Linked DNA regions of Homo sapiens: region 2 is linked to region 1. A link is an interaction called in ENCODE POLR2A ChIA-PET data of the cell type or tissue named here. Cell type or tissue: CD4-positive, alpha-beta T cell. All regions are shown on one strand. Links, peaks and the distances in the headings refer to the core of each region. The heading gives the core; the rest is flanking DNA.

Region 1 (8,327 bases), core at 9-8,008:
TAACACCTACGGATCAATACAAGAGCTTAGGAAGTGCCCATATTCCATGAATAAAGGAATAACGACTACTCCTTTGTATTAATAACAATAAAGACAGTAATGATGGGTAACATTTATTAATGCCCTATTTGCCAGATGCTGTACTAGCACTTTACCTATATTATCTCACTTCCTCACCATAATCCCAAACATAAGGATGATTTCCACTGAGAGTCGAGTCACCCTGACTGAGGAGGTGAAGCTAAGACTCAGGCCTTGCCTTCCTTAACGTGAATATATTTGAAGAGAATAGAACATACTTGTTTCCAGCATCTTCTCCGCTGACCTGATTTCCATCAATAATTGTAAACGAACCAATACCTGAGAGCCAAAACAGAGTCAGTCAGGAATACATAGTTCTAGGTCATAAACTTAAAGAAGTATATTTAGAACACAACCACAAACCTACGTTACCTGGTAGTACCAAGTTTTTAAGAATTTCAGTTCCTGTGGCTGTTGCATTTATTAGGCAAACATGAGCAGATTCTAAAGCCTCTTGCCCATGATCACCCCACAACCTACAAAACAGACACAAATTTGATGTTTTTAAAACTTTCATGAAAATACAGCTTTCTTATTTGAATGGTGATCTTTAAACTTTCCTTGCATAGACTGATATGATAACCACAGAATACAGGTAAGACGGGAACAGATATTAGTATAGTGATTATACAGTAATCTAGAACTCAGGTTGATGCCTTGAATGGTTAGGGGAAAAGAGGGAGAGGGTCAAATTAGAAACAGAAACTTGGTCTTCCAGCCCCTTATCAGCCTGGGCACAAGAGCGACACTCTGTCTCAAAACAAACAAACAAACATTTAAAAAGCGTCTTTGGATTTAAACCCTCATCTGTTTTCTATTTCATTTATTCTTTGTTTTGTTTTGAGACAGAGTCTTGCTCTGTCACCCAGGCTGGAGTGTAGTGGCATGATCTCAGCTCACTTGGCCTCCCAAAATGCTGGGATTACAGGTGTGAGCCACCGTGCCCAGCCCTATTTCATTTATTCTTAAATTATGTTAGATGTGCCAGGTGCAGTGGCTCACACCTGTAATCCCAACACTTTGGGAGGCCAAGGCAGGCGGATCACGAGGTCAGGAGATCGAGACCATCGTGACTAACATGGTGAAACCCTGTCTCTACTAAAAAATACAAAAAATTAGCTGGGCGTGGTGGCAGGCGCCTGTAGTCCCACCTACTCGGAGGCTGAGGCAGAAGAATGGCGTGAACCCAGGAGGCGGAGCTTGAAGTGAGCCGAGATTGCGCCACTGCACTCCAGCCTGGGCGACAGAGCGAGACTCCGTCTCAAAAAAAAAAAAAATTATATTAGATGCATTTAAGTTAAGTTAGATGCATTTAAGATCTCGACATAGGGCTTATTACTGTGACTTCTGCAAAAGCTTTACCAAGAAAACTGAATTATCATCTGAAAAGCCTCACATCAACTTCTACAGGAGTGCTTTAAAGTATATTACCCAATGAACATTCTAATAGAGTGATTAATGTGCCTTCCCTGTTACCTGATTTAAAGCAGATTACCCCTTATTATGTAGTCAGTATGTCCTCCAGAGCATGTCAAGCAACTGCCTTGTTTTTTGTTTTTGTTTTTGATACAGGGTCTTACTATGTTATCCAGACTGGTCTTGAACTCCTGGGTTCAAGCATTTCTCTCGCCTCAGCCTCTAGAGTTGCTGGGACTACAGGCACAAGCCACTGTACCTGGCTTCATTTGTTTTTGTTTGCTGAGCATCCATCTTTCCACTCCACTGTATGCTCCATAAGGGCCCAGACAGCTGTCAAATGTATGGAGGAATCGCCTAGAAGAACCAGATGGACCGTAAACGCCTGTTTTCTCCATCAAAGTATGGCACGTAGAAGACACCTGACATATATGGTTGATGGATGCTTAGATAGTTGGAGAGTAAATTTAAGAATACTGGTGCATCTTGGCTGGGCGCAGTGGCTCACGCCTGTAATCCCAGCACTTTGGGAGGCGGAGGCAGGCAGATCACCTGAGGTCAGGAGTTTGAGACCAGGCTGGCCAACATAGTGAAACCCCGTCTCTACTAAAAATACAAAAATTAACCAGGCACAGTGGCACGCACCTATAATCCCAGCTACTAGGGAGGCTGAGGCATGAGAATCGCATGAACGCAGGAGGCGGAGATTGCAGTGAGCCAAGACCGCGCCACTGCACTCCAGCCTGCGCAACACAGTGAGACTCCGTCTCAAAAAAAAAAAAAAAAAAATACTGGTGCATCTCAAGCAGGGTGAGATAGTGTGTGTGCCTGTAGTCCCAGCTGCTTGGGAGACTGAGGCAGGAGGATCACTCCAGCCCAGGAGATCAAGGCTGTGGTGTGCCAATAATCATACCTGCGAACAGCCACTGCACTCCAGCCTGGGTAACATACTGAGACCCACCTCAAAAATAAAACAAAAAGAATACTGAGGCCAGGCACTGTGGCTCATGCCTGTAATCCTAGCACTTTGGGAGGCTGAGGCAGGAGGATCACTTGAGTGCAGAGGTACGAGACCAGCCTGGGCAAACCCCCATCTCTAAAACAGTTAGCTAAGCATGGTGGCACATGCCTGTAGTCCCAGCTACTCAAGAGGCTGAGGCAGGAGGATCGTTAGAGCCCAGGAAGTTGAGGCTGCAGTGAGCAGTGTTCTTGCCACTGCACTCTAGCCACTGCACTCTAGCCTGGGTCACAAAGTGAGACCTTGTCCCTGAAAAAAAAAAAAAAAAGAATCCTGGTGTGTCTCTAAGTAACATGTTTCAAGAATAGGCCAAATGAATCAGTCCTCTCTACTATCTTGCTGGCCCAACTAACGTGAAGTAAGGAGGGGCTTATTGACTGCTGCATTTTGCTTCTAACTGCTTCCCTTTGACACTTCAAAACCAGTTCTCACTATGAAAGTAAAGTTTGGGACTTAAATGGAATGCCCTCAGCAAAAACCCTCTTTTGTTAGAGTTGCTTAGTAACCTCAACTATCTTCTCAGCTCTGTCATGTACAGTTATACCTGCATTAGAAACACAAGAACTCCAAGAATTTACAAGAAAACCTAAGTTGGTTATAAGGACTGTTACCCTGTTTCTTCTCCGAAAAGCTTGGAAGCAGGATGTAACTGAGTACCTCCGAAAAAGCCAGAAGAGCCTTAGTTTACATCCTGGCTCAAAGATATGGGGAACTCTGGGCAAATTACCTAACTTCTCCAAGACTCTGTTTCTCCAACTGTAAAGCACAGGAAATGGTTGCTTTCAAGGGTACTCTCAGAACTAAGTGCCTAAAGCCTCTACTACAGCACTAGGCTGGTGGCGCAAACAGAAGCTCCAGTCCTTGGGGACATATAACTTCTGTTGTCTCAGAGGCTCCAGGAAGGAGGAAAGCTGAGCAGCTTTGTTATCTCCACAGCCTCAAGACACAGAAGACGCTCAATAAATAAGGAATGGGTAGTGCAAGGAGAAAAGGCAAGGGTGGGGAAGTACCCAAGGACCCTCCTGATGGCTTAGGCCTGCACTGTCCATTAAGGTAGCTGCTAGCCACATGTACTACTGAGCACAAGCAATGAGGCTAGTGTTAACTGAGATGTGCTGGTAAGTGTAAAATACAATATTTATACGATAGTTTTGGGGGGGCTTTTTTGACGGAGTCTCGCTCTGTCACCCAGGCTGGAGTGCAGTGGCACGATCTCGGCTCCCTGAAACCTACACCTCCTGGATTCAACCGATTCTCCAGCCTCAGCCTCCAGAGTAACTGGGATTACAGGCGCGCACCACCACGCCCAGCTAATTTCTGAATTTTTAAATAGAAACAGGGTTTCACCATGTTGCCCAGGCTGGTCTCGAACTCCTGACCTCAGGTGATCCGCCCGCTTCGGCCTCCCAAAGTGCTGGGATTACAGGCGTGAGCCACCGTGCCGGTCCTCCAAGACAGTTTTAAAAAGGAAAATACTCATGACCAGCTTGGGGAAAGGTGGCAAAAACCTCGTTTCTACAAAAACAAAAATAAAAATAAAAATAAAAATTTAAGTAAAATATCTCAAGAACTTTTTATATTGTGTTGAAATAGTAATGTTTTGGACATATTGGGTTAAATTGTATTTAAAAATCAATTTCATCTGTTTCATTTTACCTTTAGTGTGGTTACTAGAAAATTTATAATTACATTTGCGGCTCACATGAGACTAGCATTTTATTTCCATTGGACAGCGCTGGCTGAGAACAAAACCTAACCCTCTGTGCCGCCCTCGCGGCCGGGATGCGGTGCGCCCCGGGCCTCCCCATTCGGAAAACGAGGAGCCTGGGCGCAACGGGGCCGGCAGCCGCCTTAGCTACCCGGCTGGCGCTGGGGACCCCGTCCCCCGAACTGCACACCGCGTGGCGGGGGAAGGGGTCCCAGCCCTCGCGGAGCACCTTTGGCCCAGGGCGGGAGCTCCGAGCGCCGGCTTCCCGCGCCCCGCACGGCCCGGCCCAGCCTGGAAGAAGGCCTGAGGAAGGCCCGACCGCGCCGCCCGCGCCCTTAGGCCCGGCCCGAATGCTGGAAAGCCCGCCGGCCCGCCCTCGGCTCGGTGAGCCTCGGCTCACCTCAGCTGCCGGTCGTACTTCTGCTCCTTGAGCAGCTTTCCCAGCTGCGCCATGGCCGCGCCTGCCGCGCGGAAAACAGCCGAGCCCCTGCGGAGCGCCGCCACCAGCTCCACAAGCGCGCAGGCGCACTGAGCGCCCCTTCGCCGCTACCGTCTCCTGCGCGCTGCCTGCAGGGGGCGCCGCACTGCACTGCGCACGCGTCGCCGGTACGCCGGGGCCTAAGCGGCCCTGGTACCCGAGCGGGTCTGGGGCTCTTGGTCCCCATCGGCCAGAAAGGCAGACCCGCTAGCCTGCCAATTTGCCCTCTGTCCATGCAGTAATTGGGGGCGACTGGGGCATTGGAATCAGGCATACTTGTATTTCGACCACTTAACTGGCTGTGAGATCTACTCTTTACCTCTCAAATCCTCAGTGTGCTCACCTGTGCAGTGGGGATAAATGGGTCCCAAGTGTCTTTTGACCTTAAATGAGATTTTGAATACAGGAGGCCAGACTCCCCCCAAATCTTGCATGAATAATAACTTTCATTTTGATGATCATTATTTTTCACCCATTTCTTCCTCTCATGAAAAGCCCACAAGCCTATTTTGAATCACAAAGCTAGGGGCTCCCTGCTGCAGATGCAGACAAGTCCAGGGCTCTGTTCTTGGAGAGTTTAGTCTCATGAAGGAAGAGGGACAGCAAACAAGCACTTACCAGACAATGTGGCCTTCCTCTAGATAGAGGGAAGCAGGGTGCTCAGGGGTGCACAGAAGAACCTCCCCAGTCCCCCTCTCCAAGAATGTTTCATGTGGTTTGGAGATGGAGGAGTGTTTTGTTTTGTTTTGTTTTGTTTTGTTTGAGACAGGGTCTCTCTCTATTGCTCAGACTGGAGTTCGGTGGTGTGATCTCAATTCACTGCAGCTTCAACCTCCCAGGCAGCAATCCTCTCACCTCAGCCTCCCAAGTAGCTGGGACTACAGGCATGCACCACCACACCTGGCTAATTTTTGTACATTTTTTGTAGAGATGGGGTTTCGTCATGGCCCAGGCTGGTCTCAAACTCCTGGGCTCAAGCGATCTGCCCGCCTTGGCCTCCCAATGTGCTGAGATTATAGGCATGATCCACTGTGCCCAGCTGGAAGGGTGTTTTAAGCATAAGGAACAGCAGGTGCCATCTCTAGGAAGCAAAGAAGGCATAGCAAGCTGTAGGTGCTAGAGTAAGTTTGGTCAGGTGAAGGATAGGGAGTGGTTGAGAAGGTTTGAGAGACAGTTGGGACAGGCTGGGTTCTGAAGACTGTGAACATAGATCCAAGGAGGAATTTAAAGTCCTCCACTTCCTGAAAAGACCCTCCTTTCAGGAAGAGAACGGCTGTCCTGTGGGGATGGGAGGCCAAGGAAGGAGGTTACCCCATGAGAACAATTGGGAGGGGGGTGGTGGTGCTGAAGACAAGGTGACCATCTGTGAGGGAGACGAAGACTCCTTCCCTGCTATCTCGCAGACCCTACAGGCACCTTCAGGTTAATAACTGCCTGAAATAAGGTGAAAATGAACACAGATCCCCACCCCCAATCCCCTAGGATGGGGACCAGAGAGATGGCACAGTTTGATGGTAATGATGCAGTGATGATGAATTGCACTTTGCCCTGGGCATGGTCTCCTGGACTAGGGTGAGAGTACACCTTCCCATACCTTCCCTTGCCCTTACCCAGCTCCCATGGAACACACTGATGGGAAACAGAGGTGTGAGGCTTTCCCAGCTCATCATGTGTTTGTGCTGTCACATTTCCTTCTCCAAGTGGACAGGTAAAATATAAGGGATAATAAAATACACTCCGGGAAAGTAGGAAGGTCAAAAGGCAGCAGATGAGAGTTCACTGCTTAGTTTCTCATACCTATGGACTTCATGAAAGGAAACACCCACAAATTTGGTAGAAGGCTAGTCATATTGCCCGTGAAGAAGTAAATGATTTTGAAAAGGTTTGTGTTGGTGTTGTCTGTAAAATGATACCTCAGGGTATCAGTTTCCTAGGAATGTCGTAACAAAGAACCACAAACTGGGTGACTTAAAACAAGAGAAATTTATTGTCTCACAGTTCTGGAGGCTGGAAGTCTACAATCAAAGCACGGGTGGGACTATGCTCCTTCTGAAACCTGTAGGGGAGAATCCGTCCGCTTCTTCTTGGCTTCTGGGGGTTTGCTGGCAATCTTTGGCTAGCAGCCACAGCACTTCAGTCTCTGCCTCCATCATCACATGGCATTCTCCCCTCATGTCTCTGTGTTTCCTCTCTTAAGGACACAAGTCACATTGGATCAGGGCTCACACTGATGACTTCATCTTAACTGGTTTACACTTGCAGAGACCCTGTTTCCAAATAAGATCACCTTCACGGGTACTGGCAGGTTAGGACTTCAGTAACTTCTGAGGAGGACATAATTCAGCCCAGAAGCTTTGTATTAATATTATCATTATTTTTTTAGAGGTGGGGTCACACTATATTGCCCAGACTTGTCTCAAACTCCTGGGTTGAAGCAGTCCTCCTGCCTCAGCCCCTCAAAGTACTGGGACTACAGGCATGAGCCACTGCACCTGGCCCTGCCCATTTTTAATAGGGTTATTTGTTTTATTGTTATTGAGCGGTCTGAGTTTGTACATTTTGGATATTAGTCCCTGATCTAATGTATATTTTGTAAATATTTTTTTCTCAATCTGTGGGTTGTCTCTTTATTCTGTCATTTCCTTTGCTGTGCAGAAGCTTTTTAATTTGGTATAAACCCATTTGTCTATTTTTGCTTTTGTTGCCTATGCTTTTGGAGTCTGGTTACTATTTTTTGGCAGCAGTGGGGGACAGGATCTCATTCTTTCACCTGAGCTGGAGTGCAGTGGTATAATCATGGCTCACTGTAGCCACAACCTCCTAGGTTCAAGCAATCCTCCCACTTCAGCCTCCTGAGCAGCTGAGACTACAGGCACCCACCACCACACCTGGCTAATTTTTAGATTATTTTCTGTAGAGATGAAAGTGAAAATAATAATAATAATTCAACCCGTAAAACCATGTAAAGGTGCCTATGCTGGAGCAGAGGAGGCTGATCAGACACAGTTCTTTTGACGGCCCTGACATGAAAGAATTCAGGGCCCACTGGTGAGTTCTCCCTGTTGTGGAGGGTGGAAACCAGATATATCAGACCAGGAAGCCATGGTGTAATTCATTTAAGCTATTGGTTTTCAAAGTGTGGTCCTGGACCAGCGGCATCAACATCACTTTGGAAACTTGTTAGAAAGGCAAATTCGGCCAGGCGCGGTGGCTTACGCCTGTAATCCCAGCACTTTGGGAGGCAGAGGCGGGTGGATCATGAGGTCAGGAGATCGAGACCACGGTGAAACCCCGTCTCTACTAAAAATACAAAAAATTAGCTGGGCGCAGTGGTGGTCGCCTCTAGTCCCAGCTACTCGGGAGGCTGAGGCAGGAGAATGGCGTGAACCAGGAAGGTGGAGCTTGCAGTGAGCCGAGATCCCGCCACTGCACTCCAGCCTGGGCGACAGAGTGAGACTCCGTCTCAAAAAAAAAAAAAAAAAAAAAAAGAAAGGCAAATTCTTGGCTGGGTACAGTGGTTCATGACTGTAATTCCAGCACTTTGGGAGGCCAAGGCAGGAGGATTCCTTGAGGCCAGGAGTTTGAGACTAGCCTGAGCAACATAGCAAGACCCTGTCTCTACAAAA
Region 2 (8,327 bases), core at 150-8,149, 50 kb after region 1:
TGCTTGAACCCAGGAGGCAGAGGTTGCAGTGAGCCAAGATTGTGCCACTGCACTCCAGCCTAGGCAGCAGAGCAAGACTCTGTCTCAAAAAAAGAATAAATAAATAAAAAATAAAATAAAAATAGTTTTGCTTTTCCCCCCCTCATTATACAAGTTATGCTAGATGGAGTAATGTATATTTACTGTAAAAAATTTGTAATGTTCACCTTTGTCTCTTTAGGATAAATTGAAATAAGTAGAATTAGTGGATCAAAGGTATGCCCATTGAGTAGCCTCCATGTATGCTCTGTATTAGTCAGTTTTCACACTGCTATGAAGAATACCTGAGACTGCATAATTTATAAAGGAAAGAGGTTTAATTGACTCACATTTCCGCATGGCTGGGGAGGCCTCAGGAAACTTACAATCATGGCAGAAGACAAAGGGGAAGCAAGACACGTTTTAAATGGCGGCAGGCAAGCAAGAGCACAGGGGAAACTGTCTGTTATAAACAATCAGATCTCCACGAGGTCAGGAGATCCAGACCATCCTGGCTAACACAGTGAAATCCTGTTTCTACTAAAAATACAAAAAATTAGCCGAGAATGGTAGCGGGCACCTGTAGTCCCAGCTACTTGGGAGGCTTGGGCAGGAGAATGGCGTGAACCCGGGAGGCGGGGCTTGCAGTGAGCTGAGATCGCGCCACTGCACTCCAGCCTGGGCAACAGAGCGAGACTCTGTTAAAAAAAAAAAACAAAATCAGATCTCGTGGGAACTCACTCACTATTATGAGAACAGCATGAGGGAACAGCCCTTATGATCCAATCACCTCCCACCAGATCCCTCCCTTGACAAGTGGGAATTACAATTTGAAATGAGATTTGGGTGGGGACAAAGAGCCAAACCATATCACACTCCCTGCTAAGATGGCAATGCTCTCTTGCCAATGTTATGTATTTAAACCCTGTTTTAATATTTACCAGGTTGACTGACAAAAATTAATGGTTCATTTAATTAGCATTTCTTTTTCTTTTATTTATTATTATTATTAATATTACTTTGAGACAGGGTCTGGCTCTTTTGCCCAAGGTGGAGTGTAGTGGCACAATCTTGGCTCACTGCAACCTCTGCCTCCCAGGCTCAAGCCATCCTCCCATCCTCCCACCTCAGTCTCCTGAGTAGCTGGGACTACAGATGCATACCACCACGCCTAGCTAATTTTTGTTTTGTTTGTTTGTTTGTTTGTTTGTTTGAGACAGAGTCTCACTCTGTCACCCAGGCTGGAGTGCAACCTCTGCCTACCAGGTTCAAGCACTTCTCCTGCCTCAGCCTCCTGTAGCTGGGATTACAGACACAAACTACTACACCTGGCTAATTTTTTGTATTTTTATTAGAGACAGGGTTTCACTATGTTGGCCAGGCTGGTCTCAAACTCCCGACCTCAAGTGATCTGCCCACCTTGGCCTCCCAAAGTGCTGGGATTACAGGCGTGAGCCACCGCCCCCAGCCTAATTTTTGTATTTTTTGTAGAGATGGGGGGGTTTCACCATGTTGCCCAGGCTGGTCTCGAACTCCTGAGCTCAAGTGATCTACCTACCTCGGCCTCCCAAATTGTTGGGATTACAGGCATGAGCCACTGTGCCTGGCCATTTCTTTGGTTTTGAGTGAGGCTGAATATTTTTACATCTTTTCTCTAAAAATGCCAATTGAACAGCTGGGCACAGTGGCTCACGCCTGTAATCCCAGCACTTTGGGAGGCCAAGGCAGGCAGATCACAAGGTCAGGAGTTTGAGACCAACCTGGCCAACATAGTGAAACCCCCTCTCTACTAAAAATACAGAAATTAGCCGGGTATGATGGCACATGCCTGTGGTCCCAGCTACTTGAGAGGCTGAGCCGGGAGAATCGCTTGAACCCGGGAGGCGGAGGTTGCAGTGAGCCGAGACCACACCATTGCCCTCCAGACTGGGTGACAGAGTGAGACTCCATATCAAAACAAAAACAAAAACAAAAACAAAAAAAACCTGCCAATCGAGCTATGCTTTCCCTTTCTCGAAGGAGAGAGAAGTAATCCTTTTCCATCGTATTTGCTTATAAGACCTTGGGACAAGGAAGCCTTGAGAGATCCGGTGAGGGACTTCGGCTGGCCATCCTATATAGGGTGACTGAACTGGTTATAGCCTTGAAATGAAAGTTCCAATGCACATAAAATCCTCCAGGGTGCATTTTTACTTTGGAAGTGGGTGTGTGTGGTAACTTAGAAAAACTCAGTGGTTTCAGGCTTGGTGGAATGATGTAATTTTTCTCAGGAAAGTGGCGGGGGCCGCCATCTGTGTGTCTCAGCAGTCAGCCCAGGGCCTGACACATTGTGGGCACCCATAACACCTGCAGATTGAATAATTAAACACTGCTGCCTCTGTCCGGAAGGGTAACCCGTTGTGACCCTATATGACCTGTCTGCTGGGGGGAGGGAAGAAGTGTGCTTTTGCATTCTCTTGCACTCATTTATTAGAAACCCTTAGACTTTTTTTTAGTTTGGGTCTGAAACAGTCCTCTTAATATGCAGGAAGAGAGATATTGCCAGTCCTGACTTTGAACTTCTGGAAAGGGCTAAGGGTGAGTGGAACTATAAATATACAAGGGCAAGTCTGACATGAGCAGTTTTATTGTGACCACGTCCTTGGGTCCAGGAGGCTGGCCAGGCTGCCCAGGTAAGCCAGGGTGTCTTCCTTCTGGAAAACCACACTCTCAGGGCTCCAAGTGGCTTTTTCTGGTTGTCTCCCATTTTTCTCTGTCTCCAGGGAAGGACTCCATCTGACTTACCATAGTTACAAGAGTTCTGTGAAAATAATTTATAAGGAAGCAGGTCATCACTGGAATGCCACAATGTTAGGACCAGAAGGGACGGAGGGATTATCTGGTGTCGGGGTTCGCTGTCTCTCTCAACCTACCAGCCGCCAGCCGTGCTGAGTTAATTGTCAGTAGCAGGCCAATATAATGGTCAGTTCAAAGCTTAATGGTTTGTGGGAAACCACTAAAGACTTTAGGGCAGGAGGCCGGGCGCGGTGGCTCACGCCTGTAATCCCAGCACTTTGGGAGGCGGAGGCGGGCGGATCACGAGGTCAGGAGATCGAGACCATCCCGGCTAAAACGGTGAAACCCCGTCTCTACTAAAAATACAAAAAATTAGCCGGGCGTAGTGGCGGGCGCCTGTAGTCCCAGCTACTTGGGAGGCTGAGGCAGGGGAATGGCGTGAACCCGGGAGGCGGAGCTTGCAGTGAGCCGAGATCCCGCCACTGCACTCCAGCCTGGGCGACAGAGCGAGACTCCGTCTCAAAAAAAAAAAAAAAAAAAAAAAAAAAAGACTTTAGGGCAGGAATTTGAGGGTTTTTTTGGTTTGTTTTTGTTTCTGTTTTTGTTTTTTTTGAGACAGACTCTCACTCTGTCTCCCAGGCTGGCGTGCAGTGGCATGATCTCACCTCAGTGCAACTTCCACCTCCCTGGTTCAAATGATTCTCATGCCTCAGCCTCCCAGGTAGCTGGGACTACAGGCGCGCACCACCACTCCCAGCTAATTTTTGTATTTTTAGTAGAGACGGTTTCGTGATGTTGGCCAGGCTGGTCTCAAACTCCTGACCTCAGGAGATCCCCCCGCCTCGGCCTCCCAAAGTGCTGGGATTACAGGCAGGAGCCACCGCACTCGGCCTTGGAATTTGAGTTTTAGAAGTGTCATTCTGCCAGGCGTGATGGCTCACGTCTGTAATCCCAGCACTTTGGGGAGGCTGAGGTGGGAGGATTGCTTGAGCCCGGCAGTTTGAGACCAGCCTGGGCAACATAGAAAGACCTTGTCTCTACCCACCAACCACGAGAAAAGGTGGGAGGGGCGTCATTCTGGCTGCTCTGCTCTGTGGTTAGGACCAAGTCAAAGGTGGAGGAGGGAAAACCGTAAAATCAAGTGAGAGGCTTGGAATAGGGTGGCTGCGTCGCCGGATGGATGAGTGGAGAGAGATTTAGGAGATAGGATTTACAGCATTAGATAACTGGAAAGAGAGGGTGAGGGAGAGGAAGGAGTCAAGATGCCTCCCAGGGTTTTGGCTTGGGTCTCTGGGCAGATGGTGGGGCCATTACTGGGTTAGGAGAGAAGAGAAAAAGCAAGTTTGGCAGAAAGCTGAGTTTGGGGTAAGTTATGTTTGAGGCGCCTGGGGGCCTCCAGAGGCAGGTGTCCAGGTGGCTGGACATCAGGGTGTGGCGCTCAAGAGAGGGTTCTGGAGTGGTCGACACCGAAGTGGAGAGGAAGCAGTGAGGTGTTCTAACAACGGTGAGGAATTGGGGAGGCCGCTGGGTTCGGGGTATGCAGAGTGTAGCGGCCACGTAGCTGGCGATCTCAGGCACGTGACTGCCTGGTCCTGTGGCCCCGCGCTCGAACACTTTCAGCACCCAGGCAGGGGGTAAGGGGCGGTGTTGCCCCCTCCCGGGTCCCGCCTTTCTGCCCGCCTCTCATCCTCTTTAGCCATTGGGCAATACCTCTGTCCATCAAGGGCCCGCCTCCGCAATTGAGCCAACCAGGGCTGGCGGGAGGGCGCTTCCTTCTGGAGCTGGGTCCTGACTAGGGACCGCCTGGGTGAGGTGAGGACCTGGTGGCCGCAGTTGTGGCACTGTGCGCAGGCGCTGAACTGACCGGACGGAGCGGGCGGCTGTGGCCTCGCCAGCTGGTGAGAAGCGGGCGAGGGTCCGAGGTAGGGAAGGTAACGAGCGGGGGATGTGGACACCTCTTTCCCCGCCAGGCCTCGCCGGCGCCTGACCCTCCCGGCCTGCGGCACCGGCTCAGGTGACTGGGCGGAGGGAGAGCTGAGGTGAGGGGGCGGGTCCGCGGCGGAGAGGGACCAGCTGGGCCTACGACCACGGTCACCCCACTCACGTGCGCGCGCCACGTGGGCCCGCGGGCTCGCCGAGGACCCTTGGCTGCCTACCGGGGCACCCCACTAGCTGCTCTGGCCTATCGAGCACCCCTTGGAGCTCTGTGTCCCGACTGCACGCCCCTGTTTTACAGGCTGGCAAGCCGGGGCTCAGAGGCACCAAGCGGGTCGCCCGGGGGCACCCAGCTGGGGTACGGCCGTGCCGGGGTTCTAGGGAGATCGGTTTTGGTGGGCTCCGGAGTCCATGCACTTAGCGATGAGGCTGAAGTCAGAGATTTGAACTTGGGACCTGTCTGTTTTCTTTAAGGATGCAAGAGGGTTTGCGTCCTGGCTGCGGTGTATCACCCTGCACCGCTGCCTGCCTTGACTGCAGGGCCGGAGCGTCAGGCGCCCTCTGCTCCCGGACAGACCGCCCCCGCACCGACTTCTGCGGGGTGGGCTGGCAGGGGGTGGGGGAGTGAAGGGACGGTCCTCAGTCCTGGGAACTCTTGAGGTCCCGACAAATGATCTCGAGATCCCGAGGGCAGGATTCATACATGAAAAGCTCATTATAATGGGTCAAGGTTTTGTTCTGTTTTTTTTTTTTTAATTTAATTTAATTTAATTTAATTTAATTTAATTTATTATATTCCAAGGAAAAGTACCACCAGGGCTAGTGAAGGGACTAGGAAACTCGTCACCCCCTTGAGGAGGCAGATGTGAAGCTTTTGGAAATCAGTTTGGCAATGAGTCTACACCCTTGGACCTACTGACTCCTTGTTTGGGAAATAACTAGGATAAAACCTAAGTAGAGAAAAGGTTACTGCATAAAGCAGTACAGTTTGGTGGGGTTTTGTTGTTGTTGTTGTTTTTAAAGAGACAGATCTGGCTCTGTCGCCCAGGCTGGAGTGCAGTGGTGTGATCATAGCTCACTGCAGTCTTGAAATCTTGGGCTCAAGCGATCCTCCCACCTCAGCCTCTTGAGTAGCTGGGACTACAGGCACTTACCACCATGCCCAGCTAATCTAAAAATTTTTGTAGAGATGGGGCACTTGCTGTATCACCCAGGGTGGTCTTAAACTCCCTAGCCTCAAGTGATCCTCTTGCCTTGGCCTCCCAAAATGCTGAGATTATAGGCATGAGCCACTGTGCCCAGTCCAGTTTGGTATTTTATATTAATAAATAGCAAGTAGTAGAAACAACCTCTAAATTTCCAGCCGTAAAGAATAGTTAAGTAAGTTGTGATTATTTATGTCAAAATGTAGCCATCAGATGTGAAAAAATACTCTTATCAGGAAAGCCAGATTCAAAGTTGGGGTTACAACTCTACAAAAATACGTACAGAATGACTGTGCGCAGTAGCTCCCACCTGTAATCTCAGCACTTTGGGAGGCCAAGGGCGGAAGATCGCTTGAGCCTAGGAGTTTGAGACCAGCCTGGAAAACACGGGGAGACCCTGTCTATTAGCTGGGCCTGGCGGCACATGCCTGTAGTCCCAGCTATGTAGGAGGCTGAGGCAGGAGGATCCCTTGAGGCCAGAAGGGCAAGGCTGCAGTGAGCCACGATCTTACCATTGCACTCTAGCCTGGGGACAGAGCCAGGCTCCATCTCAAAAACAAAACAAAACAAAAAAAAACCAAACAAAAAATACCCAGAATGACTTAGAGGGGTATATACCTAATGATGAAAATAATAGCTACTTTTTTTTTTTTAGCAGAAGCGTCATATTTTATTAAATTCTCACAAAACCTTCTAAGACTAATATTCCCATTCCACCAATAGATAACTGGAGTGTTACCTCATCAGCAGTGTGTCTGATGCTACACAAGATAGTATCACAGCTAGTGTGCTATTGGGCCTCTGAAAATGTCATATTTAGCCAGTATTTGAGGACTTAGTGTGTGCCGGGTACAGGGCCAGGCACTGGAAAGCTGTTGGTGAGTAAGGCAGCCATAGTTGCTTGAGTCATGGAGTTTATAGACTAGTGGGGAAATATACATGTATATAAAATTTAGTTTTTGAGACAGGGTCTTGCTCTGTTGCCCAGGCTGGAGTGCAGTGGCAGGAGCACAGCTCATTGCAGTCTTGACCTCCAGGGCTTAAGCAATCCTCTCACCTCAGCCTTACAAGTGAATGGGGCTATAGGTGTGCGCCACCATGCCCAACTAATTTGTAAAAAAATTTTTTGTAGAAACCAGGTCTCCTTATGTTGCCCAGGCTGGTCTTGGAACTCCTAGGCTCAAGTGATCCTCCCGCCTCAGCCTTTGGAGTGGTTACAGGTATGAGCCACTATGCCCGAAGCAGATTATTTATTTATTTATTTATTTTTGAGACGGAGTTTCGCTCTCGCCCAGGCTGGAGTGCAGTGGTGCAATCTTGGCTCACTGCAAACTCTGCCTCCTGGGTTCACGCCATTCTCCTGCCTCAGCCTCCTGAGTAGCTGGGACTACAGGCGCCCATCACTGCACCCAGCTAAATTTTTGTATTTTTAGTAGAGACGGGGTTTCACTGTGTTAGCCAGGATGGTCTCGATCTCCTGAACTCGTGATCAGCCCACCTCGGCCTCCCAAAGTGCTGGGATTACAGGCGTGAGCCACCGCGTCAGGCCTGTTTTTGTTTTCTTTGAGACAGGGTCTCACTCCCTCTCTAGTGAGGCCCAGGCTAGACTGCAGTGGCACAATCACTGCTTTCTGCAGCCTCAACTTACCAGGCTCAGATGATTCTCCTACCTCAGCCTCCCAAGTAGCTGTGACTATAGATACACACCACCATGCCTGGCAATTTTTTTATTTTTTTTATTTTTTTGGAGAGACAGGGTTTCACCATGTTGCCCAGGCTAGTCTCGAACTCCTGGGCTCAAGCTATCCACCCACCTTGGCCTCCCAAAGTGCTAGGATTACAGGCATGAGCCACCAGGCCTGGCCCCCGAAGCAGATATTTAAATGAACACTTATAGTCTGCTGGTGAGAGTGAGTTTAGTGTATTTTAAATAGTTTATTCTAAGTCATTTTTGTTCAGGATATTAGCAAATGTTTTCAGAAGTCAGTATTTTTAAGAAATTAAATTTGTGGCTGGGTGCTTTGGCTCACGCCTGTAATCCCAGCACTTTGGGAGGCCGAGGCAGGTGGATCACAAGGTCAGGAGATCGAGACCATCCTGGCTAACATGGTGAAACCCTGTCTCTACTAAACATACAAAAAATTGGCCAGGTGTGGTGGCGGGCGCCTGTAGTCCCAGCTACTCCAGAGTCTGAGGTAGGAGAATGGCATGAACCTGGGAGGCGGAGCTTGCAGTGAGCAGAGATCACACCACTGCACTCCAGCCTGGGCGGCAGAGCGAGACTACGTCTCAAAAAAAAAAAAAAAAAAAAGAAATTAAATTTGAAACTTCAACTTTTTAATTTTTAGGTTTAAAAATATCCTTTTTTGCTGAAGGAACACATTTGCTGGTATA

What was found. Peaks named below come from ENCODE experiments on the same cell type or tissue, not always from the same donor. Only the 100,000 strongest peaks of a DNase experiment are listed, where the experiment ranks them.
Region 2: POLR2A ChIA-PET joins it to region 1 with 27 read pairs; 25 of 35 experiments call an interaction of 5 or more read pairs at or near these places.

Annotation. Positions count from the first base shown.
Region 1 is chr16:66,826,224-66,834,550 of GRCh38, forward strand. It overlaps NAE1 (NEDD8 activating enzyme E1 subunit 1), which reads right to left and starts at 4,753. Exons shown (of 20, transcript NM_003905.4): 1 at 4,624-4,753; 2 at 454-557; 3 at 300-360. The coding sequence starts at 4,676. RefSeq lists silencers at 4,228-4,437, 4,448-4,507, 4,489-4,713 and an enhancer at 4,477-4,977. In CD4-positive, alpha-beta T cell, for the core only: a CTCF peak has its summit at 4,804 (motif pointing right); a DNase peak (open chromatin) is centred at 4,758; H3K4me3 peaks cover 2,087 bases.
Region 2 is chr16:66,875,950-66,884,276 of GRCh38, forward strand. It overlaps PDP2 (pyruvate dehydrogenase phosphatase catalytic subunit 2), which reads left to right and starts at 4,566. Exons shown (of 2, transcript NM_020786.4): 1 at 4,566-4,691; 2 at 8,282-8,327. RefSeq lists enhancers at 2,080-2,129, 4,280-4,359, 4,608-5,380 and a silencer at 4,840-5,019. In CD4-positive, alpha-beta T cell, for the core only: no CTCF peak of the experiment used is centred there; DNase peaks (open chromatin) are centred at 2,352 and 4,522; H3K4me3 peaks cover 1,670 bases.